2 separate regions of the Homo sapiens genome follow, and region 2 is linked to region 1. Evidence: chromatin loops called from intact Hi-C (ENCODE). Cell type or tissue: Caco-2. All regions are shown on one strand. Each heading gives the region's core, and the rest is flanking DNA. Links, peaks and the distances in the headings are about the cores only. Region 1 overlaps MAML3 (mastermind like transcriptional coactivator 3). Region 2 overlaps MAML3 (mastermind like transcriptional coactivator 3).

Region 1 (16,505 bases), core at 4,018-12,017:
ATGCACTCCAACCTGGCAACAGAGCAAGACTCCGTCTCAAATAAATAAAAAAATAAATAAATAAATAAATAAATAAAGACAGGTTTTTCTGTTCCCAAACACTTCTGGAAATGAATCAGTCGCAACAGTCTTTCCTAGAAGTTAAGTCCTCCCTTCTTCACTCCCTGTCCTTGTAACAGGGTCTGAAAACAACAGGGATAAAAAGTATAGGCAAAGGACAAGAAGGCACCATAGCTCTAGCACCAAGGAAAAGGCATCAGATGTTTTGGTTTTAAGAAAAAAAATCACCCTCTCCCATACTAATAATTTCCAACTTTATCAAGCTACTAAACAGGAGCCGTACGACCCTTGCTTTACTTTAGAAATGGGAGAATGCTAGAGAAAAATAGGACTCTTTTAATCATTACTATTTGTATTACACTTTATGCCTCCCACACAGAGCTTTGAGGAAAGCTACAAGAGCTCAGGGCTGTTAATGTGACACCAGCGATGTTGTGGTAATCAGAGAAGGCCACTCCAAGCTTCTCTGCTTTCAGGGATCTCACTTGCCACAGGATGGGGGAGGGTGGGGCTGGAGGAGGGAGCCTGGGCGGAAGACCCAGAACTCCCTGAAGGTTTGATGAGCAATCTGTGCCTTCAGAACAACAGTAAAATGATGGAAAGCTAAAGATTCCTGGAAAAGAGGGACTAGAGCAAGAATTGACAAGGCAGGCATAAAAATGAAAAGAAAGCTAGAGAGTCAAAGAAATTAAGCTTTGTCTCCAGCTCCCATTGCCAGGATGAAAGGAACTTCTCCGTGCCGGACTCCAAGAAAAGGGACTCACCCTCCCAGCTCAGCACAAACTCCCAGGGCCCACCATGAGGGCTGGAAAGGAAAGGAAACAGAGGGGTCATTTCCAACCACCAGGCCTTAGAGACCATTGTCACAGGAGGAAAAAGAGGCAGCAGACAGAGAGAGAAAGTCTGGGTGGGTGTTAAATTATAATTATGTCTACAATGGTATATGAAAAACCTCGCAGGTCTCTGCTGATACAGATATGGGAAGTCCACCTTCTGAATCCCATGCTGGAGTTGATAAGAAGGAAGGCAAAAGCAGGAATCAAGAGCTCAGTGCCTTCTTTTATACAGTGCCCACCACTGGTAAGGAGACCTCTGACTCAGTTTCCAGAAAGGAAGGTAACCTCTTCAGCCATGATAGTCAACCGACTTTTTAAAAAAGGAATTTTAAATTAGGGAAAATTAGATTTGTGAATGAACATCCTTCTGAAAGGAGGAAACATGAAGCAAATTATAGTTCTATTAATTAATTAATTAATTTAAAAAAAATTTTTTTAGATGGAGTCTTGCTCAGTTGCCCAGGCATGGAGTGCAGTGGCACAATCTCGGCTCACTGCAACCTCCGTCTCCCAGGTTCAAGAGATTCTCCTGCCTCAGCCTCGAGAGTAGCTGGGATTACAGGCACCCACCACCACACTCTGCTAATTTTTGTATTTCTAGTAGATATGGAGTTTCACCACGTTGGCCAGGATGGTCTCAAACTCCTAACCTCAAGTGATCTGCCCGCCTCAGCCTCCCAAAGTGCTGGGATTACAGGCGTGAGCCACCACACCTGGCCATAGTTCTACATATTTATATTTTTCCTCCTTGCATTGGGAAACTAAAGAGTAAACAACTCCCATCCCCCCAAAAATCCTAAGAATACTAAAAAGCATTTAGTCAAGGTCTAACCATATATAAGAAAGTAGTTAATATTTCCCAAATGACCCCAGACCAAAGACTGAATTCTGCATTACTAATACCATGACCTTCTTATTTAGTGCCATTTATAGGCATTCAAAGCCAAAGAGAGGAAGTCAGCAATATATTAATTTTCTTAATTGTTATGTAAATGTCTCAGACTGACCTGTAAAATGTATGTACTCATAGAAGGTGTAATTCACTCTAAGATACAAACTTACTCTCTAAAATTGCAGTTGGTAAGCACTCAACATGGAGTTGAGAAAATGTTTACAAAATGCAAGACAGGTGTTTGGATTTATTTCAAATGTATTAATAAAAAATACGATACTCCCTTGAATGATGAATACGGAGTGTATGGCAGTTAATTTTGGGAAAAAGAAGTGCATGTAATCACTTACATTTTTGAAGTGAAGGTTAATCTGCAGGAAACGGGAAGTTAAGATGTGTAATTAACCCAAAGGTACACAATAGAAAGAATGGGAGGCAAAGACTAAAGAGGGAGCTTGAAGGAGCTAGCACAGAAATGCCTGCAGAAAAGGCAAACAGCTGAAATGTCTCTTCTTTAGGCTTTTTCACTCATTTAACCATCACAGACAGGAGCTCTACTCATGGGTCTGAATGTGCCCAAAGATGGTGTTACTCAAAGCATGGTGTCTGGACTTGGTTCTCATCCTTTAAACGGTAATGTTCCACACCCACAGGGCACAGAAATTTAAAAGTGCATGGTGAGAGGCCCACAGCAATCTGTAATTAAAGGAACATTCGAGCACATGATCACTTTTCTAGTAGTACATTTTTATTGTATTTTCTAAATGTAACAGTGAGAAATGGATTGGAAATAGAAGGAGAAGAAACTGGTCTTTCACCATAGGAAGTTTGCAGAGCACCTCTAAAAAACCTACCCTCTAAAATTGCAGTTGGTAAGCACTCAACATGGAGGTAAGAAAATATATGAAAACTTCCCGTTGTTCGGTTTCCACTCCAACTTATGTTTTCCCAATGCAGAGGCCTGCCTGGTTAGTATAGAAACTGATGAAAAAAGGCAGCAATGATGGCTATTTTTGCCTGAAACACTGATTCCACTAAAACCAACACCTGGCTTTATACTGTTGTGCTATTCCACATAAGGTAAAATCCCACTCAATCTTTTTGCTTGTTTGTATATAAAAAGAAATTCTGAATTGAGCAGGCGTCTATATAGAAAAATGGAATCCATAGTTTTAATTATTAAATATAGCCAAATATTTACACATCATTAAACACAAAATATATGAGCTGTTAGGTGGGTTCTTCCCCCTAACCCCCATGCCTTACTATGAAGGAAAATGTTACAATGCATAGACCACATTGCATTCTCTCACGTCTACTTTACTTTCTGTTTGAATATCTGTGGTTATAGCAACATCACTTTTTATCTGCTAAAAATATTTTAGGCTTCCTCTGCCTAGATTTTTCCCTCTGGAATTCTGTTTATAAGAGGTATGGGTATAAAAAAGAAAATAACATGTCTTTGTCAGGAGATTAAACACATTAAAAAAAAAACAAATATACATACACATTTGTACATGAACACAAAATGTAAACACACATCTACAACCTACACCCGAAGTTCCACAAGCAAAATCCTCATTAACTCACTGTCTTATCACTGAGAAGAAAAATAGTATATCCAAGGACCATAAGACAACACTCTCCTTATTTACCAATATCGTGCTTACTGAAATAAAGCTTTTTAGGTACTTCCTTGGTTATATTAAGCAAGTTGCTTTCAAGTTCAATAACATAAATGCAAAATTCACTAAATATGCAGGCATTGGTTGGCTGAAGAAGAGAGAGCACTGGGATTGGCTGAGCTAAGGGAGAAATAGATGAGGGAGGAATAAGTCAACAGTGCCCCAATTTGAGAAATTCTGTGAGTAAACATTGAAGTCTCATTGGCATGATTTTATCTAATGGCTTTAATATGTAGCCGCTGCTACAAATGCTGGGGTCATCTAATGGGGAGGGTAGGAAACAGACCTCACACTGCACAACACCAGAGGATGTGAACCGTCTAGGCTGCCCGTAGATCTCCATAAACAAGGCCTCTTCCCATCAAAGGCCACTGTGGAATGTAGCTGGAGTTGTTTATGCTTCTTTCTTTTTCTATTAGGTTTATTTTCCTGATGTTAAACCCTGTCAACTTTACTGCCCAGAAACCTATCTTCAGAATAGGACCTTCTGCTTTGAAGACTCCTTTTAAGAAATGTCAAGGGGCAGTAAACATAAAATAGGATCCATAGCACCACCAATGACACAAAAACAGGGCCAAAGCTAATCAGTCTCCTCCATAAAACACACACTCAGTCTTTTCTCCCTCTCACACACAGTAGCAGACCAATAAGATCTGCGGAGTGAATGTAAGCAACAGAGTAGGAAGCAGCTGAAAAGAAAGAATTCCTGCTGCGTTCTCCCCTTGTGCCTCTTTCACAGTCAAAGGGTTCAAGGGAAGAATGTTTTATTGCACACTGCTGTTCACCACTAGCAGTGCAAGTTTATTCTGCCCAGGGGCTCAAGTGGGACGAATCTGGTCATCTCCATATGTTCTCATAGTGAAATTCTTCTCGTTTTCCTTTCATTTTTCAGGCCTCGTCTAATTTAAAACAAACCACACAGACACACTGGCCAAAGCAGCGACTGCCTCTGAGAGGAAGGTGGGCCTGCAGTACTGGCTGGGACCACCTCCACATCTGAAGATGCTGTTTGCCTGTATTTGCTTCCCAGCGTCCTTCCTCCCTGCCTGGTTGCCTGTTGGGCCTAACATGGAGCTCTGCCCACAGTAGTGTCGTTACTATGGCCACTAGCCCATACCAAGGCATGGCCTTTGCAGTCCCCAGCATACAGCTCCCGACCTCACAGGCAAGTCCATCTCTATTGCTGTCAGGAAGTAAAAGTTCACACGGGGCGGGCACAAAGTCCTGCTCATCCCAAGGCACCAACGCACCCCCACCAGGCTTTCCCCAGAAGGCAACTCAACCACTCTAGGATTTTTTTTTTTTTTAAATAAACTGTATTAGGAGCTTGTCAGAAATCCCGAAGTTGGAGACCACTGTGAAACTCCTGGGTCCCACCGGGGCTGAGCTCGTACCAGTAGCCCTAAATTCAAAAAGAACCAGGGAAGGTTCTATTTACAAGTGAACTGGACTCATGATGCTCCACCAAGGAGGCAATCCCTGAAAACAGGCAAGGTTCATCAGCAACTCTAACCGCTCAGGGTGTGCTATTACTACTTTTTGAAAACAATCGTCTGATTATACAAACATGTATATAGTGCTTAACAGTTTACTCTGTATTCTTTCTATGAATAGTTTCATGTTTACAACAAATCTAGGAGGGAAAAGGATAGAAATTATTATCTCCATTTTATGGAAAAGAATCGAAGGCTCAGAACCTAGCTAGTAAGTAAAGAACCGCAAATAAAGCTCAGGTCTTGTCTGTCTCTTTCCACTACATTACAGCTCACCTTCTGAAAGAAGCTTCATCTTTGTGGCATCTGTAAAACATTTCCCCTATCTTTCCCCACATTGCCCACTCCTCTTAGGTGCTGGAAGAAAATGCCCACTACTTTTACACATATAACTAATACATGGTTGCTGCTCTGCAAATGATTTCTGAATAAATGAGCACTCCCATGCATGCCATTCCAATGCACAGTCACCCTTCTTGCCCTGGGCCAGATTTAGGGAGGTCAGGAGCATCTAATATGGAATCTTAAGTAGTCAGAAAAACAGGAAGGAATACAGATGGATATGTTCCTTGTTTGCACATAAATGCTATTTGGGCTTCTCAGACCTGACACTTGAGCCTTTCCTGAACCGTGTGCTTTTCCTAACATGCAGGTCTGCCTGTCAAATTTATGACATCATGCTACCATCCACTTTTCTGGCAACTCCAGTTATTCTTTAGTTTTACCTCTCAGTCTAACCAGAAGGTTCCCCTAAGTTTCCCCTGTATTAACTAGGCCAATTGATGTTTTGCCAACAGCAGGGTCTGGGTATTTTATTTTGTTTTAGATCCACTTGCCATTCTCTACCTCTCTCCCAGGCAGTTTACAAGCATTTGGCCCACTCCACTCCTCCTCCAGGCCTTAAGTTCGCCCCAACACACTGACTCCTGTAGGCTACAGAAAAGCCCAACGGCAAAAGAAACACCCTAGATTGAAACACACACGCGCGCACACACACACACACACACACACACACACACACACAGAGAGAGAGAGAGAGAGAGAGAGAGAGAGAGAGAGAGAATAATGGAACTCACCCTCCTGCCAGCAGAGAATGGCCAACCCCATCTCCCCAGTTCTGGTTATTTCTAGAAATCTGAAATCTATAATATGTCACCATCACTTAGCACTCAGTAAGTATTTATTGGATGAATGCATGAATGAATGATTACTATTATCTGATAATATGCACGTGAGAGAAACTTTATCAAACGCTTTCTGAAAATCTAAATTACTAGACAAGCAAAGGGCCGATGACTACTCAGGGATTTACCCTTTAGTGGCAGACACAACTTTACAGCCAGGCCTACTTGTCTTGTTACAATCACTTAAATATTTTATTTGTTTACAAAACTCTTCTCAACTATTTTTGATGGTTTGTTGCCACGTGCACAACCTAATGTGCACGTATACACAGGGAATGAAGGTATGAAACCTGGCACACTGCCACCCTAAATATCAGGCAGGCTCCTCAAAGACAACAGTAATGCTGTGTATTTCTTTATACATTTTCACTACTAGATCAGCCATTTGAAGGTTTATTTATTCCTAAATTCTTCAACTTCCTGTATCTGAGTATTTATGTCTCAGATTTCCCCATTACCTCCTTTCCCACCACTTTATTCCTAATATTCCACTTTTCACCTCGTTACTATGAAGCACGACCTAACGCCAGCATTTATTTCCTGACCTCCAAAATGAAACGACTCATAAACAAAACAAACAAAATGGAAAAAATTTTAGCAACTATTTTTGGGCCCCAGAAACAAAACTTACTTTTCCAAAGAAAGAGAATCCTTTAACCTACTTTGAGGACTAACAAATGACTTGAACACATTGTGTTCAAGGTTTTGTCAAACGATGGGAAAAATACAAAGGTCTAGTATTTAAAATACTACCTTTTTTTCCCCTACAATGCATCACCCTAGTCCAATGTAACCTTAAAAACATCGGGGGGCGGCAGGGGAGGATAGCTATAACGGTTTACATTGGGTTATAGTCCTTGTTGTGGCTGCTGTTGCTATCATTTGGTGATAATTTGGAAATGCTCCCCTGAATATCCCCTCTGATGCTTCTGGCATCCCAGTATCTGCCCCCAGACCACAGTGAAGCTGTTAGCAGGATGTGAACAGAGTTCACAAAATCAAGGGTTTGTTTACATACCAGCCACAGCACGAAGAAACAAATAAGGTCTAAATGCCTGTTGTCTCATCTGTTTTTGTGTTTTCCTTGCGTATTTCTTCCCAAGCTCTTAACAAACGGGTAATGGGTAGTTAAACATTTGCGACCAGTTACTCATCTTGCTTTGCAGTCATAGAGCTGGTCTAAGTGGAGCAGCCAGTAACTTCAAAGGACACCCTAGTTTGGATCTGTTTCCCAGGGGACAGAGCGCAGGCCCCAGGGCACCCTCATAAAACCCGAGGAGGGAATTACTCCATTCCCCACCCCTGGTTACCTGAATCACACTGTGCACATGTACAGAAGCTAAAAGGTTCTCTACTTTGCCCCCATTTGACTCAGGAAAAGGAAAACAAATGATAGATACCTGCACTGGTTCCTCCCACTCGCTACGAACTCCATTCTCTGCGCCCTTATGCAAACCTCTTAGAAGGGTCAGGGCAGCTGTTTCCAGAGCTGCTTGGCCAAAACGGGCAAACACATGGGCATGAAAAGAATTCTGAAAATACTTCCGATTGCTTTTCTTGTCTCTCACACAAGAGCATGCTTAACCCACGGGTACCTTTCAATGTTCATGTATAATAAATACAGTTTCAAAATAAAGAATAAGACACCCAAAATCCTACCTATTGGGTGTAGCTGCTGCCTTCATTAGTCAAATTTTCTCAGAGACCGTAGCTCCAGTTGCACTGAAAACCGTCGTTTTTTAATTATTTTATATCTGTGGCCATTTGTCCTACAGATTTCTTCTTGGCCTCTATCATTTTTGCCAGTGGAAAATTTATGCTTTCCCCTTTAACTACTACTGGTCTAAATTTACTTTAGTGAAGAAAATTTTGGCTCTAACTAAAACTCATGTAAACTTTCCATTTCACCGTGATGTTTTCTTTTCTTGGATTCAGCACAAGTCTTTTCTAATCTAAGAAATGGCTCTTACAGGCCCTCCTCAAATGTTTGTTTTCCAATTTAAGAGGATCTCTCTGTACATATACATAAAACATTAAAAGCTTCAGTGATGTGTCCAAAGTTGCTCTAAGGCGGGAATAGCTGATCTGACCCTCCACCATCCGCACATAGGCGCTACCTCACAAATGTGTCTGGGTAAGACCCTGCCCCATCAGCGTCCCCTGAAACTTCTCTTCCTTGAATCTCACTTTGATAAGCACACATGCTTGGACTCAAACAGGTCATCTCCAGTATCCATTTCTTTCATTTTCTTTTGTCCCACAATAGAGTTAAACAATACACTGTCTCGTCGTCCAAATGCTTCAAGTGGTTTTACATGCTTTATTCCAACGATCTTCTCAGTATCAATGTGAGAACAGAGAGGATGAAGAAATTTCAATCATTCTTTAAGGGAAAAAAAAAGGCATTTAAAATATCAATTATTTTGCGATCAGCTCAAGATCTTACAGGTATGGCAGAATCAGAACTAAAGTACCAGTGTTCAGACCCTCACGAATATGGTGAATTCATCCTCCTACTCTCTCTCATAATATAGAGTAAACCTAAATGTAAACTGAACCACTTAAAGGTGGGGTGGGGTGAACGAGAGAAGAGGGGAAGGGGACCATGAACATTAAACCATTTCACTAGAAATTTTCTTTGTTTCTAACCTGTCGTAGGAGTAGAGAAAAAAAAGAGAGATTTTAAAAAGAAATTTTCTTTCTTTTAAGCTATGTCCCTATTGCTCACTTTGAAAAAAGAATGAAAATAGGCCGGGCACGGTGGCTCACGCCTGTAATCCCAGCACTTTGGGAGGGTGAGGTGGGTGGATCACCTGAGATCAGGAGTTCGAGACCGGCATGGCCAACATGGCGAAACCCCGTCTCTACTAAAAATACAAAACTTAGCCGGGCATAGTGGTGCGTGCCTGTAACCCCAGATACTAGGGCGGCTGAGGCAGGAGGATCGCTTGAACCTGGGAGGTGGAGGTTGCAGTGAGCTGAGATCGTGCCATTGCATTCCAGCTTGGGCAAGAGTAAGACTCCATCTCAAAAAAGAAAATACAAAACATTCTCCTACCAATCCTTACTCAGAATTGAAATTTTCTATTTTTTGTGTGACTCTTTTACTAGTGATGTTCTCTTTTACTAGTAATCAGAGGGTCCATGCTATCTTATATATCCTCTCAATGAATATGACTTCATATACTCATCCCTGCCATAGCATCCCATTCTAAAGACATTTTTGTCTTACGAAGCAATATTTGCCTTGACATTCTGTTATTTGGGAATTTGCACTGTTTCAGTTTCACTGGAAATAATGCTACCATGAGAAACTTTATTCTTCACAATGATTTGGAATTTCCTGTGGTTTCTACGCTACGAACAATAAAGTTTTACCTCTTTTTAATTATTGTGAAATTCTTTCCTGGATATATTGTACCCATTTACAGAAACATCACCAAAGTGTAAGTGAAGATGTTTTTCCACATTTTAATCAACGCTGGGTTTAAAACTCACATTTATTTTTTTAAAGTGTCTTAGGCATATAACTTCACTTTAAAGTTGTCTTAATATATGTTCTTTCAGCTCCTAATGAGGGTGTGTACTTTTCAGGGTGATAATTTATCATCTATATTTCATCCTGGGTCTCCTTCACTACTCACACTGCCTCTTTTTAAGCACTGAATCATGTCATAGGTGGAGGAAGGGGCCAAAAATAATTGTTTAATCATAACTATACAACCAACTCTTTACGATGAAAAACAGAATTCTCTACTTCAGGAAAATGAGATTATATTTAGCCTTCTGAAAATGAGTAACAATCAAGCATAAATACTTGTTAACAGGTTCACACATAAGCACATGAAAACAAAATTGGCCAAGCTGAGGCAGGAGGATTGTTTGAGACCAGGAGCTCGAGATCAGCTTGGGCGACATCGCAAGACCTCAACTCCAAAAAAAATTTAAAAAATTAGCCGGGCATAGCGGTGCACACCTGTAGTCCCAGCTACACAGGGAGGATCATTTGAGCCCAGGAGTTCGAGGTTATGGTGAGCTACGATCTCACCACTGCACTCCAGCCTGGGCAAAAAAGTGTGATGGGAGGGAGGAAGGGAGGGAGGACGGGAGGGAGGGAAAGAAAGAAAAGTAAGGAAGAAAGGAAGGGAGGAAGGAAAATTTACCTGGTCTAAGAGGGAGAACCCTTTCCCTCCTCTCTCCCCTATCCCCTTCTTTCAGACAAACCCCAATTTCTCCATCATGACAGGGCTGTCCAAAAAGTCATCAAGATGTAGTCTTATCCTTTGAATGATTCTCCTTCTTATCTCAACAGTTATCTCTATGTCCAAAACACCTCTTCCTTTCCATTCCCACTGCTCCACGGTTTGGGCCTTCCTCATTTCTGCCCAGACTAGCAAACTCATGTTCCAGCTTCTAGTCTTTGTCCTATTCTACGTGGTACTAACAGAGGAACTTCCTATAGTACAGCTCTGACCTTGTTTCTGCAGTGTACAAAATTCTGAGGTGCTTTATGCACTGACAAACCATATCCCAACTGGCTCTCACCAAGAAAACGCATTGCCAGGAGCTCTTCACTGGTATCTCCTTTGGTATTTAAAAGCTTCTTAAGGAATGTGAGTGTGCTTATCATAGTGCTTAGCAAGACTCTAAGAGTACTCAAAAGAACTAATTTAGAGTTTTCTGTGTACTATTTCACAATACCCAGTCATCAGATGTAAGCTGAGTAAAATCAGTATCTTAATTGTATCTCCCACAGTTCGGTGCTTTCAGTGTGGAATTTCTACAAATCATCATTGAACAAATGAACTACGGAACCAATTGCTCTTTATTGAATCCACTGGTTGAGTGCTCTAGAATAAGCCACCTAGAAACATATTGGTATTTAAAACATCAATGACAAGGAAGATACTAATACTCAAAATACTCCCACAAATTTGTTTTTGAAAAGAAATTATTGTAAACACAAAATAAATGACAGGCCTTCAGGTGAAGCTCTATTATCATATCATACCTATGACTGACACCAGCAAAGATATGGATGTGCCTCAGGAAGAAATGTGTTACCAAGACACTAATCCATATACTTTCTAAAGAAATTGCATGTCCTAAAAATATAATCCTTCCAAAATTGTTATTATAAGTAAGGCAAGGCTTAGTTTGCTTGATCAGATTTTGACCAATAATAATAAGAAAAAGAATGGAAACCCCCCCTTGACAATCAGTTACACATTCTCCTTAATCCCAGCATGATGTAACAGACACTGTCTAAACTCATAGTTGGAATTCCAAGTTCATGTTCTTTCTTTCATTAGTTTCATGACCTTGGGCAAGTCACTTCACCCTAGGATGTCTCTGTTTCTTCACCTGGGAAATGAGAATGTTTGGCTCTGATCTTTCAGATTTCATCTAGCTCCAGAATTCAATGATTTATGAGTATTTAAAATAAGCTTTTTACTGATATATATAACAGCATGAATGAATCTCAAATGCACAATGCTAAGTGAAGAAGCCAGATTCGAAAGGCTACCTATTCTATGATGATATTCACATGACATTCCAGAAAAAACAGAACCATAGGGATGGAGAGCAGATCAGTGGTTACTGGGGATTGGAGGTACAGGGGATTGTTTGACTACAAAGGGGTAGCACGAGGAAATGTTCTTTGAGGGTGGGGTAAGAGAACTGTTCCACATCTTGATTGTGGCAGTGGTCTTGAACTCCTGGCCTCAAGCCATCCTGCTGCCTTGGCCTCCCAAAGTGCTGGGATTCCAGACATGAGCCACCGCACCCTACCCTATGTGGTAGCGGTTAATCCAGGCATTTGCCAAAATTCACAGAAAGGTACACCAAAAAGAGTACATTTTACTGGATGTGAATTAAAATGATTTAAGGTATTAGAAAATTTATTTTTCCAAATCCAATGCATCTTTGATGACATAATAGCTGGACAATATCCCCCAAGAAATTAACACCAAACTTCTGGATTTACTGTCGCCATTTTAAGACTGATGAACAGGTTTACACCCAAATAATTTGCGGTGTGTTTTTACGGTGGTGGTGGTGTTAATCTTTCAATGGACATTCTACAGAGTGCTTCTGTGTAGCTCTGTTTTCCAGTGTGGAATATCCAACAATGAAACAGCGAAATGAACTCTAGCGGAAATGATTCTAGGGCTGCCCAGGACCTGTGTGGCCTTCATGGAATGTTAGAATGTTGTTGTTATCTTTGTGATTCAAACTAAAGATATGAGGCACACAACAGGAATGACAATAACAACACAGCAATAATAGCAACAGCTAACATTTAATCAGCACTTAGTAAGTTCCAGGCACTGTTCTAAGTGCTTACCTACAGCTGAAGTGCTACAGTAGCTCATTTAGTTCTCAGAACAATCCTGTACTGGGTTATACTGCTATCTCATTTGACAGTTGAGAAGATCAAACAATGTTCTCAAGGTCAACTGGCCCGTGGGTGGCGGAGTCAGAATGCAAACCTAGACAGTCTAACTCTTACCACAAAGCTAAAGCTGCCTAGAAAAGCTTCATTGAAAGAATAACTTATTCATCTTCGTGGAGAGTCTGTGGCTACTACTACATGCTTCCACAAATTCTTATCTAGGCTTTCTTCAGAAATTGGACAGGCCAGGCATGGTGGCTCAGGCCTATAATCCCAGCACTTTGGGAGGCTGACGCTGGCAGATAACTTAAGGTTGCAAGTTTGAGACCAGCCTGGCAAACATGGTGAAACACCGTCTCTACTTAAATACAAAAATTAGCCAGGCATGGTGGCAAGTGCGTGTAATTTCGGCTACTTGGAAGGCTGAGGCAGGAGAATCACTTGAATCCAGGAGGCGGAGGTTGCAGTAAGCCAAGGTTGCGCCACTGCACTCCAACCTGGGCAACAGAGCGAGATTCTGTCTCAAAACCAAAACCAAAACAACAACAACAAACAACAAAAAGACAGAGAAAGAAATTGGACAGAGGGCTTTTTCTAATTAGGAAAAGCCAGCATCTCCATCTCTGCCTGGTAATTTCATGAAGTCTGCATAGCAAAAAGCCCTACATACACTATTTTACACAATCAGGTACAACTGCTTTTTCCTATTCCATTCTCCTTGCTCGCAGCAAAGCTGGCTTTAGCTGACAGGCAAGATTTTTTTCCTAAAGCCTTCCAAGATAAGCCAAGAGAGGGGCTGAGCTTCTCCTACCTGCCACCAGTTAGGGTCTACCTTTTCTTTAAATCATTTTCACTATTTTATGTAGGTTTAAGCCTCTGGGTAGAAATCTGTCCCAAAGCAGACAAGTTCCTGTTCCTGAAATGACTAATTCCTTGCACAAGGCAAGAGGCTGGTTAGAACCCTTTCAACTAGAGGGAATGATTAGTGTAAAACAAAACAAAACAACAAAACAAAAACAAAACAAAAAAAAAAAACAGGACCAAGGACCAAGCTGCTGAGGCTGAAGGAAACCACATAAACAAAAACAATACACCCATTAGATAGTACTTGTAAGGTATTCAGACCCTGAGAAATTAGTTTGAATGCAGTAGAAAGGCAGATTACAGGAGAGAAAGGGCTCCCAACTAGTTCAAGGGTTTGTTTAGTCTACTTATCAAGCCCAAACTAATCATCTTAATGGCTGTTTATGCCCAGAACAGGGTTCAAATGGCCTTTCGAAGAAAGCAGGGCAGACCCAGGCTAGCAACCTTCCTCTCTTCGAGGACTGCAACCTTCTTCTCTCCAAGGACCCCAGGATTCTCCTTACTAAGGATCCCCACTCTGAGCAGGTAAAACAGCAGGCCATAGTTTTATTTATTTCCTATCTATTTATTTCCTATCTTCAAACGAGACTATACACTCCAAAAAGCAGTGGGGTATCATCTCTGTTGTCCATTGCTCTATCTAGCTTATAGATCATTTTTGAGATAAAAACTTTATATATATATACGTATATATATACGTATATATATATATACGTATATATATATATACGTATATATATATAATATCAGAGGGTTAATGAACTGTCTGGAGGGAAAGATGGGAACTCAGACTTAATTTAACTCCTTGCTTTTCCCCGATGCAGACACCGAAACCTTGCGACTGAGCATCAACAGGTGCCTTCCTCCTGCAAGGAAACTTTCAGAAAATCTTCAAGGTAAACCAACTATCATTCTACCAGAATCAAGGACACCGGTTTCCAAAATTCTAATCCAAAAGGGGGAGTGGGACTGGGGGAAGATCATCAACAAGGCAATCCTTCACCTACTCCTACTCCTCAAAGCAGCATCAGATGAGAAGCCGGGTGAGGCATGTTAACCGAGAAGCCCTCCTCCAATTAATGTGCTATTGCTCCTTTAAAACCGAGAACAAACGGCGCGGCCGCTCCTGATCCCGGAGGCTGCAGAGCAGTAATTGTCACTTAGCCACTTAACTCCCCGCCGCACTGCTCACTCACTCATCGTGGTTTATCTCTCAGCCAATTACTGCTGTCATTTGCGTTTCAATGTGTGCCATCAGGGGCCAGGCCCAGTCGACAGCAGAACAGAAAACACCGGGAGGAGAGCCGACTGGCTTCCAGAGGCGGGTGGAGCCCACACCTCATTCCCTGCTGCTCTGTGGGAGCTTGGAAGGTATTCTCCTATCGCAGAGGCTCCCAAAACAGCTCCAGAAGGGACCCAAAACTACCTGACCACACTCCAGTTTTGTGCTGTGCCTGGCTGTACACTGAGGCAACCAAAAAGAAAAATTTGAGCCCTAAGTACCAAGTCAATAATAAGGATGGTGATATTAAAGCAACAGAAACTTTAGCAGCTTAGTGTGACAGCAGACAAGAGACAAGTAGAGGAAGTGGCAAGGATTCCTGCACTGTATTATTGTGAAATCCACCCAGGGCTAGCCTACAAATGTGAAGACAGGAAAACTTTATAGGTCTCGCTGCTCTTTTATGCGAGCAGATTTCCAGGCACGATGTTGTTCACCCATCTATAACTTGGCCCCAAAGTGTGAGGAACATATGAATTTTCTTAGGCGGTCCTGAGTTGAAATATCTAAAAATTATATTTGCATTCTATTGCCATATTATAGACTGGTGATACATTCTATACTTGGTAACACAATTTCATTTTTAAAAAAATTTCTTCAAGGCACAACCAGATGTGACTTTTTATAACTAAATCAGAAAAAAAGCTTGCCAGACCATGTGTCCAGATTTTTCAGTTCTGCAAAGATATCCTTTCTGGTTGCTCAGTGGATCCTAACCACAAAAGCTAAGACTCATGTTTGTTTGTTTTTTTTTTTTTTTTTTGAGACAGAGTCTCGCTCTGTCGCCCAGGCTGGAGTGCAGTGGCACTATCTCGGCTCACTGCAATCTCTGCCTTCCGGGTTCATGCCATTCTCCTGCCTCAGCCTCCCAAGTAGCTGGGACTACAGGCACCCGCCACCACGCCCTGCTAATTTTTTTTAATTTTTTTTTTATTTTTAGTAGAGATGGGGTTTCACCGTGTTAGCCAGGATGGTCTCGATCTCCTGATCTCGTGATCCGCCCGTCTCGGCCGCCCAAAGTGCTGGGATTACAGGCGTGAGCCACCGTGCCCAGCCAAGACTCATGTCTTTAAATAGTTTGTTTACTCTGCCTTCCTGGATCAAATCTATACCATCATGTGCTGCATTAGGGCTTTTCTCCCAGAAGGTTGAAACCTCCCATGATTGTAGAGGCAGCACCTTGGCTGTATTACCCTAGCCTGAGATTTCCTTTGGAGTGCATTCGGTCTGGCCGTCAGGTTGTCCTGCTCACTGTGCAGCATGATCCCCCTGACATTCCATCCTTTGGAGCCCCAGTAACCACAGCAGGAGGGCCAGCAGCTGAGGCTGAGCCAGAAGAGACCTGTTCTAGCTGGATCTGCACAGCCTGGTCTCTGGGTCTAAAATAAAACTCTTAACTTCTCTGCCAATGAGCTCTGCCAGGCCTGATGACGTAACAGGTCCCTTCAGTTCTATTTGCAGGCAAGGTCCATTTACATCAGGATTTCATCCAGGTAAGGGGGAATTTGGGAGGGGGAGGGAGTGAGGGACTCTCAGAGAATGGACCTGTCTTCCCATCATGCATGGAAAAGGTCTGAAAGAGCTGGTGAGGTGCCAAAGTAATTGTACACGTCATCTTGAGCTGTGCAAAGAGGAGCAGGCCTAGCTATAGCTAATTGCTATCCTCCGGCTATATGCTCCCCACTGAATACCAGAGAGGGGAATCTGTTCGGTGCATAACAAAGAAAAATCACAAGTAAAATAAAGCTAAGCAGCAGCCGGCCAACGCTGTGATGCTGCGACCGCCAACCATGGCCAGCCACACACAGGGAA
Region 2 (16,505 bases), core at 4,105-12,104, 66 kb before region 1:
AGGACATAAATTATGAGTGTTATAGGCTGTAGGTGACAGACATACCTGGAAGGTCAACGAGACTCAAGATCTCTGTTGTCTCAGCATGCTCCCTCTTCCCAGCCTCCTGTATGCAATCAGTCGTCCAGTTCATCAGTTCTTTCTTCCTCTTGCCTACAGTTCTCAGTTTCCTCCCATTCACTTTACTCCTGTCCAAGGCCAGCACTTAGGACTTCACACTTGTATTTCTAAAGTGACCACCACATCAGCTTCCTGTCTTCATTGTCTCATGAACTTCACCACCAAATAAAATGTTCCTAAGTTCCATCTTGGGCATTTGTTTAACAGCCTTTCTATAGACCGCTTTGCTTAATAATTTAAAATCTGTACCTTTTTACCCAGCCAGTCAAGTTTCCCCAGGATCTGGCCCTAACCACCTCTTGAGGTCTAGGTTCTATTCCTCTCCTTCATCCTGAGTCTAATTATGCAGATATCCAATGAGACAACTGCCCTGGCACCATCCCATAGGGGGCACTGAAACACCACTAATCAATTAGAAATACAGCGCCGGTTAACTCAGGTTTCTACCCTCAAACTCCTTACTCATTGGTAAAATGTAAACAAGAGCCATTCCCATAAAAGCACACAATATACCCTGAGCAAAGAGATCAAGTGCCGGTATCCACGGAAATGACCTCTATCCGTGGTGCGTATGACTAATCATATCCAATTATGAGTGCTTTTTAAAAAATGAAAGACAAGTCCAAATAGGTTAAAATGTCATGTTGCATTCCCAGCATATAACAGACATCTTATTTTGAAAATAAAGAAAGAACTATTTGGGTATACCTATTTTATTAATAGAAAACCATTCTTTCCTTTACTCTTCCACTAGAAAATGTCAAATATTTAAGGAGTCAAATGATTAGCTCATCAGGGGCACGCACGCATCTCAGTCCGCCTTCACCCTTGCCATCTTGTCTCCCTACAGTCCATGAACACAGCCTGCATTCTTCCCCTTGCCTATGCATATGCCGTTTCTTCCTCTGGAATATCTTCCTTACTTTTCCCTCAGCCACCTGCAATCCTAACTGTTCTTTAAGATGCAAGTGATTTTCTACATTTTTCCATAACATCCTCCTCACTCTCACTAGCCATTAAGTAGTCTCTGTTACCGCAAATCCTATGTTATCTCTGACATGATACCACACTGTCTTTTGTGCCCGTTTTTCTTTTTCAAGAAAAAATATACACCTACCTCATGCCAAACTTTTTTCTAAGAGTCTTAAATGCATTTTTCCATGTATTCTTCAAAATAACCTTTGACACTATTATTTCCATTTTCTAGATGAATAAACTGAGCTTTATGGAAATTAGATTACTTGCTCAAAGTCATACAACCAAGAAAAAGCCTGATTCCAATCCAAGTGTGTCCATTTCTGGAGCATGAGCTCTGACCATAATGCCATAGGGCTTCAGTCTTACTTCCCCATCCCCAGTGTAAATTCCTTCATTACTTGAGGACAAGCACTGTGTTTTGGGTACCTAGGTGCCTCTCCACAGTCCCCAATAGAGAACCTTTCTGGACCATAACAGATACTCAGCAAAGGTATATAAATGATGGTGCTGAGATTCTTTGGACCTTCTGATAGGAATGCGGTGTGGATCCCATTACACTTTCAGCTGTTCTGAAAGCACTTGAGAATGGGATGAGGCTTCTTTCAGTGGTATGGGCAAAGCCAATCGCTGCAGGAGCAACATTACAGATGCTCCACAATGTGGAACCATCTTTCTGTGATCTCCTAAATTGGCCTTATATATTTCACAACTTTTACATCTTTTCTAGTCAACTTCTTTCTAAATTCTTCTAAAGGGCTCATCATCTAACACTATTCTGACTTCCCAACACTGTAGTAAAGCAGTAAAGCAATGCCATATGCTCATTTGTTAAGCAGCTTGACATAAATATCCAACCAACCAGAGAGTAGAGAAATTAAAATGACAAAGCACGATAAATGATCAAAAAATATAGATGTCCAAAAGCCGAATGTAGACACAATTTAAAATTAGAAGACTCATCAAAGTGGGAGGGGCTGGAAAGATTAGTTACATGTTTATTATTGCAAAAACTAGGAACAGCCTAAATGTCCAAAAGAAAGGGACTGCTTAACTAAACAATGGTGTGTCCAAACAACGGAATACCACACAGTCATCAGAAATTAGTCATTCGACAAATATTCATTGAGTGCCTCATGTACATGAGGTAAATGAAAAAGAAATGATACCTGCCTTCATGGTGCTTAGAGTCTAAATGATGATACAGAAGTATATATAATGACAAAAACAATTTTATATTGCTGGGTGACGTGGTAGGTTACAATAGAGTAAATCTGTGTGAATTAGTTTTTTTGTTGTTGCTGTTGCTCATAACTTGAAGATATATTTGTTCTGTGTTCACACCTTGCCTTGAAGATGTTTAAGTTCAGCATTAACGTCATAGGAAGTGGTAAACTTCAATCACTCCCTTCCTTAGGGACACTAGGATATTGAAAAGACTAAAATACTGAAAGACCTAATTATATGTGTATAGGAAGAATGGAAAAGCTGGCATTATTTCATAAAAGTAGACATCCAAGTGAGTTGGTCTGGCAATATTAAATTTTACAGAAGAAAGTAAAGTTGCACATTCAAATTAAAACTGAAAAGTATTTCAAAATTCAAAAATTCAAAAAATTTAAAAAGTAATTAAAAATTTAAAGTGAAAATGAGGCAAGTACAAATCAAATAAAGATTAGTTTGAATTCCAATTGAAACTAATTTTCAGATAGCTCTTTGAAATATATATTCCCTGTAAGCATACATTATTTTAAAGTATGAATTAAAAGTCTTCCACTGACCAATTACAACACAGAAGTATTGTCTACTGATGCACTTTTTAAAAGAAAAAAGTCAGAAAAAGAAAAGCAAAGTCAAGTACGCAAAGAAAAAAGAGAATGAAATTTAAAATCATGAAACATCAATAAAAAGGATGTCTATCACTCTGGGTTACCCTGTTTTGCATAAGTCCTGAAGACATAACTAACTAGCAAGAACAGAAGCTCTATAATTTCTTAAGGTAAAAAATAATAAACTATAAGATTTATAATATTCGAACTTCTTTACTCTTCAAATTCTTAATTTTTAGAAATGGAGAGAAACTTCCTCAAATTGATGAAGAGCATCTAAAAAAAGTCTATCATTAAAATAGTTATTGTTGAAAGACTGAATGCTTTCTCCCTGATACCACGAACAAAGCAAGGATGTCTGTTCTCACTCCTGTTATTCAACAAAGTGTTGGAAGTGCTAGCCAGGGCAATAAGGCAGGAAAATAAAATTAAAAGTATACAGATGGGCCAGGTGTGGTGGCTTACGCCTGTAATCCCAGCACTTTGAGAGGCCGAGGTGAGTGGATCACTCGGGGTTAGGAGTTCGAGACCAGCCTAGCCAACATGGTGAAATCCTGTCTCTACTAAAATACAAAAATTAGCCACATGTGGTGGCACACGCTTGTAATCCCAGGTACTCAGGAGGCTGAGGCATGAGAATCGCTTTAACCCAAGAGGCGGCAGTTGTAGTCAGCCCAGATTGTGCCACTGCACTCCAGCCTGGGCAACAGAGCAAGACGCCATCTCAAAAAAATACATAAAAATAAAGGTATACAGATGAAAAAGGATTGGTTCCTGTTTATGAATGACATGATTGTGTAAATGGAAAATCTCAAGAGATCTTTAAAAAAAAAGGACCTCCTAAAACTAGTGAGTCCAGCAAGATAACAGGATACAAGATTAGCATACAAAATATAATTTATATTTCTATGTCCTAGCAATAAATATGTGAGCACCAAAGTTGAGAATAGAGTACCATTTACACTTACTGAAAGATGAAATATTTAGGTATAACTCTAACAAAACAAATACAGGACTTATGTGCTGAAAACTAAAAAATTCTGATGAAAAAAACCAAAGAAGATCTAAATAAATGGAGAGGCATACTGCATTAATGGATTGGAAGACAACATAGTAAGATGTGACTTTTCCTTAACTTGATACACAAGTTTAAAACAGTTCTTACCAAAATCCCAGCAATAGATTTGTAGATGAAGACAAATATTCTAAAATGTATGTGAAAATGCAAAGAGACTGATATAATGGAAGCAATTTTGAAAAAAAGAATAAAGTAGAAGGCATCAGTGTACCTGATTTCAAGACTTACTACTGTATATAGTTATGGTAATCAAGACTGTGGGGTACTAGTGAAGAGACAAACACTAGATCAATGAAACAGAATAGAGAACCCAGAGATAGATCCACCTAATACAAATATGTTCAATTTATTTTTGACAGTTGCAAAAGCAATTTCACGGAGGAAGGACAGACTTTTCAACAAATGGCCAGAGCAACTAAACATTCATTGGCAAAACAAACATAAAACAAAACCAAACCAAAAATACCCACCTTTACCTAAACCTCACACCTTATACAGAAAGTATCTCAAAACGGATCACAAACTTAAATGTAAAATGTAAAACTATAAAGATTTTAGGAAAAAAAGTAAGAGAAAATCTTTGGGAGCTAGAGCTAGGAAAGAATTCTTAAAGTCAACACCAAAAGCATAACGAGTCAAGGAAAATTTGGTAAGTTTTGTTCTGTGAAAAATCTTTTGTTCTGTGACAGATTCTCTTAAGAGAACGAAAGAACAATCACATGTTGGGAGAAAATATTTGCAAACCATATATCTAACAAGGATTTCTATCTAGACTATATAAAGAATTCTCAAAACACAGCAGTAAGAAAACATTCCAATTAGAATATGGGCAAAAGACTTGAACAGACATTTCACTGAAGATGACATACAGATGGCACATAAGCACACAAAAAGATGTTCAACATCATTAGCCACCAGGGAAATGCAAATTAAGGCCGCAATGAGACATCACTATACACTTAGCAGAATGGCTAAAATAAAAAACAGTGACACCACCAAATACTGGCAAAGATTTAGAGAAATGGACCATTTGTACATTGCTGGTAGACAAGTAAAATAATACAGCCCCTGTTGAAAATAGGCAGTTTCTTTAAAAACTAAACATGCAACTACCATATGACCAAGCAGTTGTACTCCTGGATATTTATCCCAGAAAAATAAAAATTATATCCACAGAAAACCCTGTATATGATTGCTCATATCAGTTTTATTCATAAATAACCAAAACCTATAAAAAACAAATTATCTTTCAAGGGATGAATGCTTAAACAAAGTATTGCATATCCATACTATGGCATACTACTCAGCAATAAAAAGGAATGAACTATTGATACACACAACAGAGAATCATGCTGAGCAGGCGAAAAAAAGAAAAAACCTATCCCAAAAGTTTACAGTATGTGATTCTGTTTATATAACATTCTTGAAATGACAAAATTATAAAAATGAGTATCTAGTGGTTAAGAAAGGGGGATAGAGGAAAAATAGGTGTAGCTATAACAGGGCAATATGAGAGATTCTAGTGGTTAGGGAAATGTTCTGTATCTTGATTGTATCAATGTTAATACCCTGGTTGATAGACTGTATTATAGTTTTTTAAAATATTACCATTTGGGGGAATTGGGCTAAGAATACATGAGATGTGTCTGTATCATGCCTTACAACTGCATGTGAATCTAGTTATCTCAAAATAAAAAGGTTAATTTTAAAAATACAAAAAGGAATGAATACGCTAGATTATTAGTGCTAGTTAGGGTGGGGTTAATTTTCTATTAAGTCTAATTGGGTTTCTACAGACAACTGCTGGTGTAGCTATCTCCAATTCAAATAACCTAAAATTTTAATTTGAGAACTACTCAGATTCTAATTTAAACCTCTGGGTGCTCCCCTTTTCTATGTGGCAGCTTCTGCTGGTATATGTAACCGCACAAAAGCCAAACAAATGTATAACGCATAATAAAAAAACCAAAACCCTTTACACAATGTCAAAGTGGAAAATGAATGTGCAAATATTAGAAACAAATACACATGTATCTACTCATGGAAAGATCAAACAAAAGCATAAACTATAATATTTTTGTAGCAGTGAAAGAGCAAATGTTTTAAAGAAGAAAACAATCTTGTTTATCTTAATATATTAATAATGTCACTACATGGAAGGAATAGGAAAAAGCAAAGGACAGGTATTTGGCCCCGAGTTACAAACTCCAAGCAAATAATAATCAAAATATTCTGTCAACTTTTCTGCATTTCTTTGTGGAAGGTAAAGTCTAATAGTTGCTTGCAGCCATGCTTACTTTTTTTCCATTCATTCATTAATTCATCCACAAGAATTTTTGGAAGTCTATTATCAGGTACTTTGCAGTTAGAGAGGCAAGAAGATAAAATAGAAATGGTTTCTGCTAATCATGTTTTTATGATTTTATGTTTTAAATAAATGGGCTTAGTTTAATGTTTTGTATATAATGTTTTGGGACATAGTGTTTTTAACTTATTATAACTTATGTAACTAATCCCTTAATGTTGGGGCACATATATGTTTTCTCAACTTTTCATAATTATAATTAACACAGAGCAGTCATAACTGACAATAAACTAGAAATAAAAAAGACAAGAAAAATGAAAAAATACTTAAAAATAAATGAAGTCTTACAAAACCTCTCAATTCAAATTGCTAATATGTGCAAAATTAGTAACTGAAGAATAATTTTTTTTCTCTTTTCCAAATTGTTGTTTAAACCTCAACCTCTTGACAAACTTGGGTTCTAATTGTTTTTCTGTTCACTAATCTTTTAGGTTAACTCTGCCCTCCGCCCACACTGAACTACTTTCAGTTCCCCTAACTGACCATATTCTTTTTCCAGGGATTTGGATATGTTTTTTCAGTTTAGAAAACTCTCCCTACACAACACTGACAAAATCCTAATAAATCTTTGGGCTTCAAAGACACTTTTTATGTAAAACCTTTGCAGGTCCCTCAGAAGCCTGAGTGAAGTATACCTTAGTCACCCTGTAATTAATTACTTCACCATATTACAATGATCTGTTTACTTGTCTGTCTTCCCCACTAGACCCAAAGCTCTTTGACAATGTTTTGTTCACTATTTATCCCCAGCGCTGAGAAAACAGCCTGACCCATAGCAGATGCTACTCTATAAATACCTAATGAGTGAGGAATGAATGCATGAACAAATAGACTCTTAAGCCTCTGGCCTAGGAAGATGGGCAGCTCCTCATTCACCCAGATGACTGGATCTTGCTTATGAACACGGCCAACAACATAAGGCAGCTCTCTGAAATATATGTTAGAGCCTCAATCTTTCCACTGCTATACAATCTAGGAACTTAGGCACCTTTCCAGAAAACAACACCTCATCTAAGAGGTGTCTCCTGAGAGCTACTCTTGGAAGCACCGAAGTCCTTTTCACAAAGACTGCAAGGTCCTTGAAAAGATACACTGTGTAACTTCAGTGTACAATGAGCAGCTGGGAGTGTTTTGGGCGAAGTTGGTATAAAAGGGTGCCTTTAATACAATATTTAGGTAGGTTGACCTGACTGCCTAATTTATATGACGAAATATTAAAGCCCTGGGTACTGTGAGGATTTCCTAGTACTAAAGTTTGTCCTTATGTTTCCATCTTTCTCAGTATTGAGATTACAAATCTTGGAACACCAGTTCTGAGGGAGCTTGGTAGTCTTCCCTTCAACAAAGGCTTTAAGACACAGGACATATGCCTTGTTTTCTCAAGTCTCATTTCAGAAGATTCTTCCCACTGCAAACACCAATGCTATTTTTTTTCCCTCCTGACCTTTGTCAACTGTGTTGCTGTACTGCATTTGGAAGTATTACAATGGTCATTACCTGCCCTGTTTATTCAGTGTTAAGTATTAACAAGGCCTGTGCTATCTCAGCTGCTGTCATATTTCTCCAGAAAAGAAATGCCTATGTAAATGTCCTAATGCAAACAAAAGACTCTTTTTCTAGGTGGGGGTGGCAGAAGACTTGGAGACAATTGAAAAGATGGAAGAAAACAGTAGATATTTTAAAAGAACAGTTTTCAGAAATATATGAAATAATTGCACCATGAAATCTAATTTGAGGCTGATTTTTTTTTTTGTTTGTGCATTTGGTCAGTTCTGGCCTGGTATTTGCTCATATTGAGGCTATAAAGCACATATTTCTGGATTTATTTATAATGACTTCAAATAGTTTGATATTGAGCAAAAGTGTATAAATATATTACAGAATAAAGAGAAAAAGTAACCCTTGGCATCAAACTCTCTTTGTTTAGGGTTTACATGTTTGGTTTCTTGTGTGGAACAGCTATGTCAGAGTGGGTGGGATCCTGTTTCTGAGGGAATGGAAGAGTGCTGACAATATTTTCTTGAGCACAAAGAAGGGTGAAGAGTCTTATTAAAACTCCTACCAGATACTGCTTGTTGGACAGTGAAATTGCAAAACTTGCAAAGAGGAGGGCCAAACACCATGCAGAACAGATCAAATACAAATTAAAAAATTGACTTGGGGAAGAAAAATCTTTCACTAGAGTCAGCTTTTCTGTAGAAATTGGCCCGTTCTCATAAATTTACCTAAGTTTGTGCTTGGGTCAGATGACAAAGCAAAATTCCATCCTCTGATAGTTGCAAAAAACTGCCAGTGAAACAAACTGAAGCCAAATACATACTTCCTAGATGACATCCGATCCAGAGAAACAAAGGTGTAGGTCACTTTTTCATTTTTAAAGTACCCAAGGAGTTACAGAGAGATGAAAATAGACAATACGTGGAGAAAAGAAGACTGCTTCTCTTCTGTAGCTATAGCCATATGAAATAAAACAACTGTACCTGCTGGGACTTACAAATATGTGTGTTATTTAGGAGAACGGGCTCTGGAGTTACACTTGCAAGCTCTGAATCCCAGTTTAACCATTCCATTACTGTGTGAGCTTAGATAAGTTACTTAACTATTTTTAATTTTCTACCTTTTAGAAGTGAGTATGGACTACTTAAGCAATAGAAATTAACTAGGGCTGGAAAAAAAGAATGATTTGCTGGAAGTACTTCAGCAGCATAACCTTTATGTAAGAACAAATATCATCATTTATTGAGGGCCTACCTAATGTGTGCCAGGCATTTTGGATACACTATTCTAATCTTTATACATCCCTGCAAGGTTAATACTATTATTCCCAATTTATAAGGTTCAAAGTAGCTAAGTAATTAGATCTACGTCTTGAAGCTGAAAAGTGGCAAAAATATCTACCCATATTCCTTACCTAATTTTTTTTCCTTATTTTTAAAACAATGACCCAAGAATTTCTCTTCCCTCTCTGATTCCTTTTTCTCCAATCCTACTCAGGTCATAACTGCATTGGGAATCTCATTTCTTTCTTCTTTCTCTTCTTTATCCAGTTTAACGTTCCTGAATCCACTCACCAACCTCCCTTCTTCCTCCGCTTCCTGGTGCCACTGATCCCAATCCTTCCTCCAGTTTTGTTTGGCTTAAGTCCTGTCCTGAATCCCACTGCCCCATCAGGTCCACCCCACTCCATCAGCACTGTCATCATAATGAGAGCAAATACCTATTAGCACTTTTCTACGTGTCAGGTGCCTTATGAGATGGATACCATTATTATCCCCATTTTAGAGATATGGGAACTGGGACACCAAAAGGTAACATAGCCTACCAGGACACAGAAGTAGCAGAGATGGAGTGCTAACCTCAACAGTCTGGCTCCAGAGTTCTTGGTCCAGCCCTACTCTAGACGGTGCCACAGCCCTGGAGGGACCCAAGGGAAGTTGCAAATTCCAGCAAGTGAGTGTGAGCATGAGAGAGGAGGACCTGTTTCAAATAGGGGTAAATACATTCTATGATGTGTGAAACCAAATTGCTTCCCTTTTGTTGTAAATAACATGTAAATGTATACTTTTAAAATCACTATGGGTAAAATGTTTTTTTAGTGGGTTAGCCTAGGAACACTGTTTTTATGGGAACATAAATTCTGAGTTACCCCCAAAAAACTATTGGAACAGCCTGTTCATAAATTGAAGACTTCCTTTATTTCTGTTTGGGGTAAAGTTAAAGTAAGGGAAATCGGAAAAAGGAGGAAAGTAAGACTTCTCATTATTTGTAGATACAATTCCTGCACAGTAGAATGCAATCTGGATAATACGTCCCAACTTTCTAAGTGTGCTAAAAATAAATGTAAATGGTTCATTAGAGCTAATCTGGCAGCCAAAAGTGAATATTAATAACATGGAAGATCAATAAGATGCCCAGCAAAGAACAATGTATTAACTTGGTTCTAGAAATAGCAAAATGTGTGTAGGCCAGACAAGAAGCAATGGGACAGGAGGCACAGTCAGAAGAAAAATTCATCTCTTCTTTATAAGATTCAAGGAATTGAGAATAGACAAAATATGCCCATCTCTTTTTCCCTCTGCCCACTAAATAAGCAGTTTAATCAATTTTTACCTTTCCTTCCTTGTCTTCATCTGTCACTACTAACTCAATAGAAGAATGTATAACCCTAGTTCAAATACAGGTCAAGATGGCTATTATAAATATTATGAGCTTATGCTGTGACTTTCTCTCTCAGTTCTTATGTTGTATACTCTATTCAAGTAAGGGACAGCACAGAGTAGCTTTTACCCAAAGCATATTCAGTGAAGAAAGGGGTTCCATGGTCAAATAAATCTGAGAAATGCTGCATAATAATCCCCCTTTTAAGATATTGAAGGCTCTGAGACATCTTGCAGGAAAGACACCTGTATAATATATGGAACCCAGGTTTTCCCAAGCCTTTTGACCATATAATCCTTTTTACCTAACCCCTATTCACATCTTTGTGCAGAATGATACTGAGAACTCTGAACCAGGAAGAGAGCAAATCAAGTTCCTATCTTATTTTCCTGTGTGATTTAGAGAAGTTGCCCAGCTTCCCTGGACTTCAATTTCCTGAGAGATGGACCACATAATAGCTAGACGTTCTGTCCAGTCATGCAGCTCTAAGGGTATTTTCAACCCATGTGCTTCCATGGCCATCATCAATGCGCATGGAAGCTGAGGTCTGTGGATACACTCTTGGTGAGTGAGCATGTGCCCTCCTGCTAAGCCCACCTCAGAAGCGACTTCCATCACCCAGGAGCAGCCTAGACAATGGATCTTTTACACATCTTCACATTCAGTCCTTTATGCCCAAGCGAAGTACTCACATTGCAAAGGCTATTTGTCAGGGGGATATGTGGAGGGAGGAAATTTGCAGAGAATTGTTAAAACAAGCTTATATTTGTTCTTTCAAATATTTGCTGGCATTCAGACATGGCTTTTAAAAAAGTTTCTTGTGCTTTTTCATTTAAATATGCAAGTTTAATAAACATAATTCACCCAAAACAGAGAAATGAAGCAAATTCTTACAACTGATTCTTTAGGTCTACACTCTTAGGCCACATTCTAAGATGTTTTCACTTGAAATGCTGTTAATTCTGACATTTTAACTTTTTCTTTTGGAAAAATTATCATAAGCCAAAGGATTGTCCCTAATATTGAAAATATATTACTGTCACACAGTTTCACAAAATTATTCACCTTTTACTTTTATTTACATATTACTCTCCTTTAAAACAGTGTGGAAAGTACTACCTCTCTACAAGTTGAAACTGACTTTTTACTTTCTTGTTTTTATAGCAAGAGCATATTAATGATATAACAGCAATAGCTAACACTCATCTACATGCCTAGTATGTGACAAACATTATTCTAAGTAATGTATATGTGTGTATCAATCTTAACAACCTTATAAAATAGATACTATTATTATCCAATTTTCAAGATGTGGAAACTGAGGCACAGATAGGATAAGTAACTTGCCAAGGTCACATACCAGTAGTAAGCAGCAGAGTCAAGATGGATGGATTGATTGATTTTTTTTTTTTTTTTTAGAGACAGTGTCTTGCTCCGTCGCCCAGGCTGGAGTGCAGTGGTGCTATCACAGCTCACTGCAGCCTCAAACTCCTGGGCTCAAATGATCTCCCTGTCTCAGCCTCTGGAGTAGCTGGGACTATAGGTGCACATCACTGTGCCTGGCTAATTTTTAAATTTTTAACAGAGATGGGTGCCTCACTTTGTTGCCCAGACTGGTCTCAAACACCTGGCTTCTGGCAATCTTCCCACCTTGGCTCCCCAAAGTGCTGGATTACAAGCGTGTGCTGGGATTACAGGCGTGTGCTGGGATTACAGGCATAAGCCACTGAGCCCGGCCCAGAGTCAAGATTTGACTCCAGCAGTCTTTGCTCTTAATCACTCTGCTATTCAACCTCTTGCTTAAATTTGTAAAACAATAGAACCACCACCAAAAAATATATATAAATAGCTGAGGAAGAAATACAATTTGGAGTTACATGAAGCCCATAATATAACTAAAGAAAAGGGAGTATCTAACCTCTTGGTTCCACTTAGATCAAAGGAGAAAGGCCTGACTTACACTATGAAAAACACTGGTTAGAGACGTGAAAACATATCTTCTCTGTTCAATGCCATGAGATTGGCTCACCTGAGTAGGCTGCAGAATCTTCTTCCCAAATGCTTAATAACAAAAGTGAGAGAACCATCCAAAATATTCTGAAAAAAATCTCACAGAAGTTAGGATGGGCTAAATTAACCATCCTCAACCCCATTACTCTTTCCTAAGAGTACTCGATGGCTATGTTTCCAAATTATTCAAAACATGTTCCCTAATGTGTTAATGGGGGAGAGTGAGGAAGCAGAGACAGATTAAAAAGACTCAAGAGATATAACAACCAATGTAATGTGTGGACTTTGTCGGGATCCTGATTGACACAAACCTACTTGGAAAAGGCTGTTTTGGGACAATTGAGTTAATTTGATTATGGGTTAGGTATTAGATGATACTAATATTGTTAGGCTTGATAATAGCATCATTGTTATATGAGAACTCTCCATTTTTCTGAGAAATAACCTAAAGTAAATAAGGGTGAAATGACACATCTGAGATTTTTACTTTGACAAAAAAGAGGGAGACGACAGATGAACTGAGTATGACAAAATCTTGGTACTCAGTGTATCTGAGTAATGGTATATGAAGGGTCATTCTCTTTGTTTTTGCATATATTTGACAATTTTCATGATAGAGTATCTTGATAAAGAATATGGAAAGATTTCTGTCCTGATGAAAATAATTATGATAGATAAAATTATTTAAAAACCTGCTAGAGAAATGCCAGATACACACCTGGGTACACAGTTCACTTCCCCTAGGACTGAGGCCAGGAAAAAGAATAAGAAATAAAGGGAAGAGCATAGGGCAACCTGGACCAGAGACAGACAGGAAGACAAGAGAAACACAGCCACGGTGCCAACATTGTTTCAGGAAGATTTTACAACACCAGCTGTCAGCTCTAGATATACTGTTGCCACTTTCGACTTCATCTAGAAGTGTCCTTCTACCCAATGCTCTCAACCGCGATTGAAAAATACTACATAAAATGAGTCTCGGATCTCTGCCCACCTTATGTGTTTTGGCGTTTAAAAACCTCTCCCATGGATTGGCTCTCAGTCCTTAGGGGTACGTGGTTTCATTACTGAGGTATGCCTGTGTGCAGGAATGTGTGAGTTTGTGTGCATGGGCAGCTCCTCCCTGATCACTGTGGCTATGTCATAATGCACATCCTTGTCTTTTACTCATTGGGTTATACCTAACAGCCAAATTTGTTTGTTATTCCAGGTGTGCTTAACATACGTCAATCTTCAAGACAACTAATATCCCTTAATGATTAGGAACCTCGATTTTTTTTTCCAAGAAAATAACCATATAACTAAATCATTAAACTTCCCTTAAGTGCCTTATTAGAGGCTCATCAAAACATATATATGTGTGTGTGTGTGTCTGTGTGCATATACACATATATACATCTTTAAATTTTTATTTTACTTACTTATATATATTTTTGAGACGGAATCTCACTCTGTGGCCCAGGCTGGAGTGCAGTGGCGTGATCTTGGCTCACTGCAACCTCCACCTCCCAGGTTCAAGCGATTCTCATGCTTCAGCCTCCCAAGTAGCTGGGATTACAGGCATGCGCCACTACACCTAGCTAATTTTTGTATTTTAGTACAGACGGGGTTTCACCACGTTGGCCAGGCTGGTTTCAAACTCCTGACCTCAAGTACTCCACCTGCCTCAGCCTCCCAAAGTGCTGGGATTACAGCCCTGAGCCACCACATCTGGTCAAAACATATATTAAAATGCAAATAAAAACCTTTACGACAGAAAGAAACATTGAACAAATTAGTTGGTTGGACTCAACAAATACTATTTTCTAGCCTCCTCTTTCCCCCTACACAAAGACAGCCACTGATACATTTTGTTGCTAAAAATGCACTAGCTTTTTGCTTTTGATCACACTCTATGGTAAATTTTGCATCCCAGTTTTCTCACCTAACATTAAAATATGGGCATTTTTTCCTGTTCTAATTCCGCATAAACACCCATTAGTAGCTGGAGAATATCCTGTTAAGTACAGACAGTAAAGTTTTGTAAATTTTCCCCTACTATTGAACATTAGATTGTTGCCATTTATTTAATATTATAAAATAAATAATGCTTTATATGTGCAATACTTTCTTATATAATTATGTGTGTTTCCATAGTACTGATCCTTAGATCATAATTAAAAACTAAATTAAAAACAGTACCTAGTAGTTTACCTTAACACAAGAAAGAAAAATAGTAGAAAAAGGAAAAAAAAAAAAGACAGGTTCTGTTGAGCAGTGAGTTTGCACTGGCTGAGCCCAATGTCCCGACTCTATTATCTGTGACTCACATGGCGTGCTTGAAGAAAAATATCCCCGTCTTGTTGCTTCTTGGTAGCCCATGGCATTATCCTTTATCTAACCCTAGTTACTTCTCTGGGATGTTTCTTGCTCCAGTTGTTTTCCTCATGGTGTAACAATGTGAATTTGCAGTCCTGACTGTTCTCTTTAGAATTTCATCACTTCTTTGCTTCCATTGCAGTTTGCTTGCACTTCTAATGCAGCACTTCCTTCCCCTTCTCCCGTGGTATACTTTAGTTGTTTGCACTCTGTCTGCTGAGATGCTTTAACTCATCTTTTAATCACCTACAGTGCCTGGGATCGTGCTCTGCACAGAACACTGCCAGGCCATTAGCAGATTTTCATCAAATTATTAACATCATTCTGTTCTTGAGCAGGGTAGTTCCCTTCAAGTTGCCCTCTGCCCTACCCAGTGCTTAAAAACACCTCTCTCGTTCGCGTCTACAAATTTAATGAATGTGTTGTTTATATCCTTTCCCAGATAATTAATGAAGATGTTAAATAAGACCATGCTGAACACTCGTCCAGATTCAATACATTGCCATTTATCATTACACTTTCAGTCCTTCAGGCAGTTTTCAATCAATTTGACACATTCAAGTCAATTTGAATTCATTTTCTGAACTAGATTTCATGAGACCTGCTATCAATTCTTCCATTAACATCTGGATGTATTTAGATATAATAATATATCTAGTGTATTCTTTTTGTCCACTGTTTTCCAATTTTCAAAACAAAAAATCGATTAAGTTGGTATAACATGAAAAAGCTTTATAGATTTATGCTGTTTGTAGCTCTTGGCTCTAATACCTCATAGATGTTCACATATTTACCCTCTCAAATGTTCTAGTATTTGTTAGCAATGTAGTTTTCCTAATTCACTTATTTATCCAACAAATGTTTATGGAATACTTATTATGGGCAAGTATTATGTTTGGAATAGGTTTAACACTAATTCTATTTAGAAATTAATTATTCAGGGGCTCTTGTTCTGTGAAGTGTACAGGACAATGTCTCTCCTAAACTATTTTTCATTTTATTTTTACTATACATTAGCAACACTGGAGCATAGATGAAGCAGGAAGAAGAGAGAAAGCATGTGTGGCTTCTAACTGGCAGTTCTGATAAAGAGGTTCCTGGGGTAAGGATTCTGAAAAAAAAGTGGCTAAAATAAGACAAGAGAATGAATCTGAGATATCTCTGCCAATGATACTCTGAACAAGTGAGAACTGGATATGCAGTCTTTACTCCAGTGTCTGTCTGTCTGTTTCTCTCTCTCTTTCCTCCCCATCTCTCTCCTTCTCTCTCTCTCTTTCTCATTATTCTTCGTGATTCCAAAGGAGAGCTACCATATTTTGAGGAATTCATTATTATTTCCATTAACACTGGCTAACACATCATCTAAGATCTTGCCTATTTATTTGTTTTCTTCTTTTTTTAATGAAACGGGTCTTCATTACTGTTTAATTATCCTTATTTATCTTCTTAAAGGCCAGTTTTAAAAAGCAGTTCCAAAGCTCAGCCATTTTGCCATCAATAGCTCAGACATTTGAGCATAATCATTAAGCTTATCTCCCTATTCATTTAATGCTAGGCCTCCTTTATCTCTAGTATGCTTTCCTTTCTCTTCTTTATTATGTTTGTATTATTA

Evidence for each region. Peaks named below come from ENCODE experiments on the same cell type or tissue, not always from the same donor. Only the 100,000 strongest peaks of a DNase experiment are listed, where the experiment ranks them.
Region 2: it touches region 1 in a loop (2.3-fold over the local background); 9 of 110 quality-filtered maps call a loop at or near these places.

What each region holds. Positions count from the first base shown.
Region 1 is chr4:140,077,979-140,094,483 of GRCh38, forward strand. All of the region lies in intron 1 of MAML3 (mastermind like transcriptional coactivator 3), which reads right to left. Among named protein-coding and RNA genes, the nearest start is that of MAML3-AS1, 42 kb to the right of the region's middle. RefSeq lists enhancers at 611-1,110, 14,246-15,097. In Caco-2, for the core only: no CTCF peak of the experiment used is centred there; a DNase peak (open chromatin) is centred at 7,413.
Region 2 is chr4:140,012,303-140,028,807 of GRCh38, forward strand. All of the region lies in intron 1 of MAML3 (mastermind like transcriptional coactivator 3), which reads right to left. It overlaps LOC124900783 (a long non-coding RNA gene), which reads left to right. Exons shown (of 3, transcript XR_007058278.1): 1 at 1-16,505. Among named protein-coding and RNA genes, the nearest start is that of MAML3-AS1, 110 kb to the right of the region's middle. In Caco-2, for the core only: no CTCF peak of the experiment used is centred there; DNase peaks (open chromatin) are centred at 7,209 and 7,859.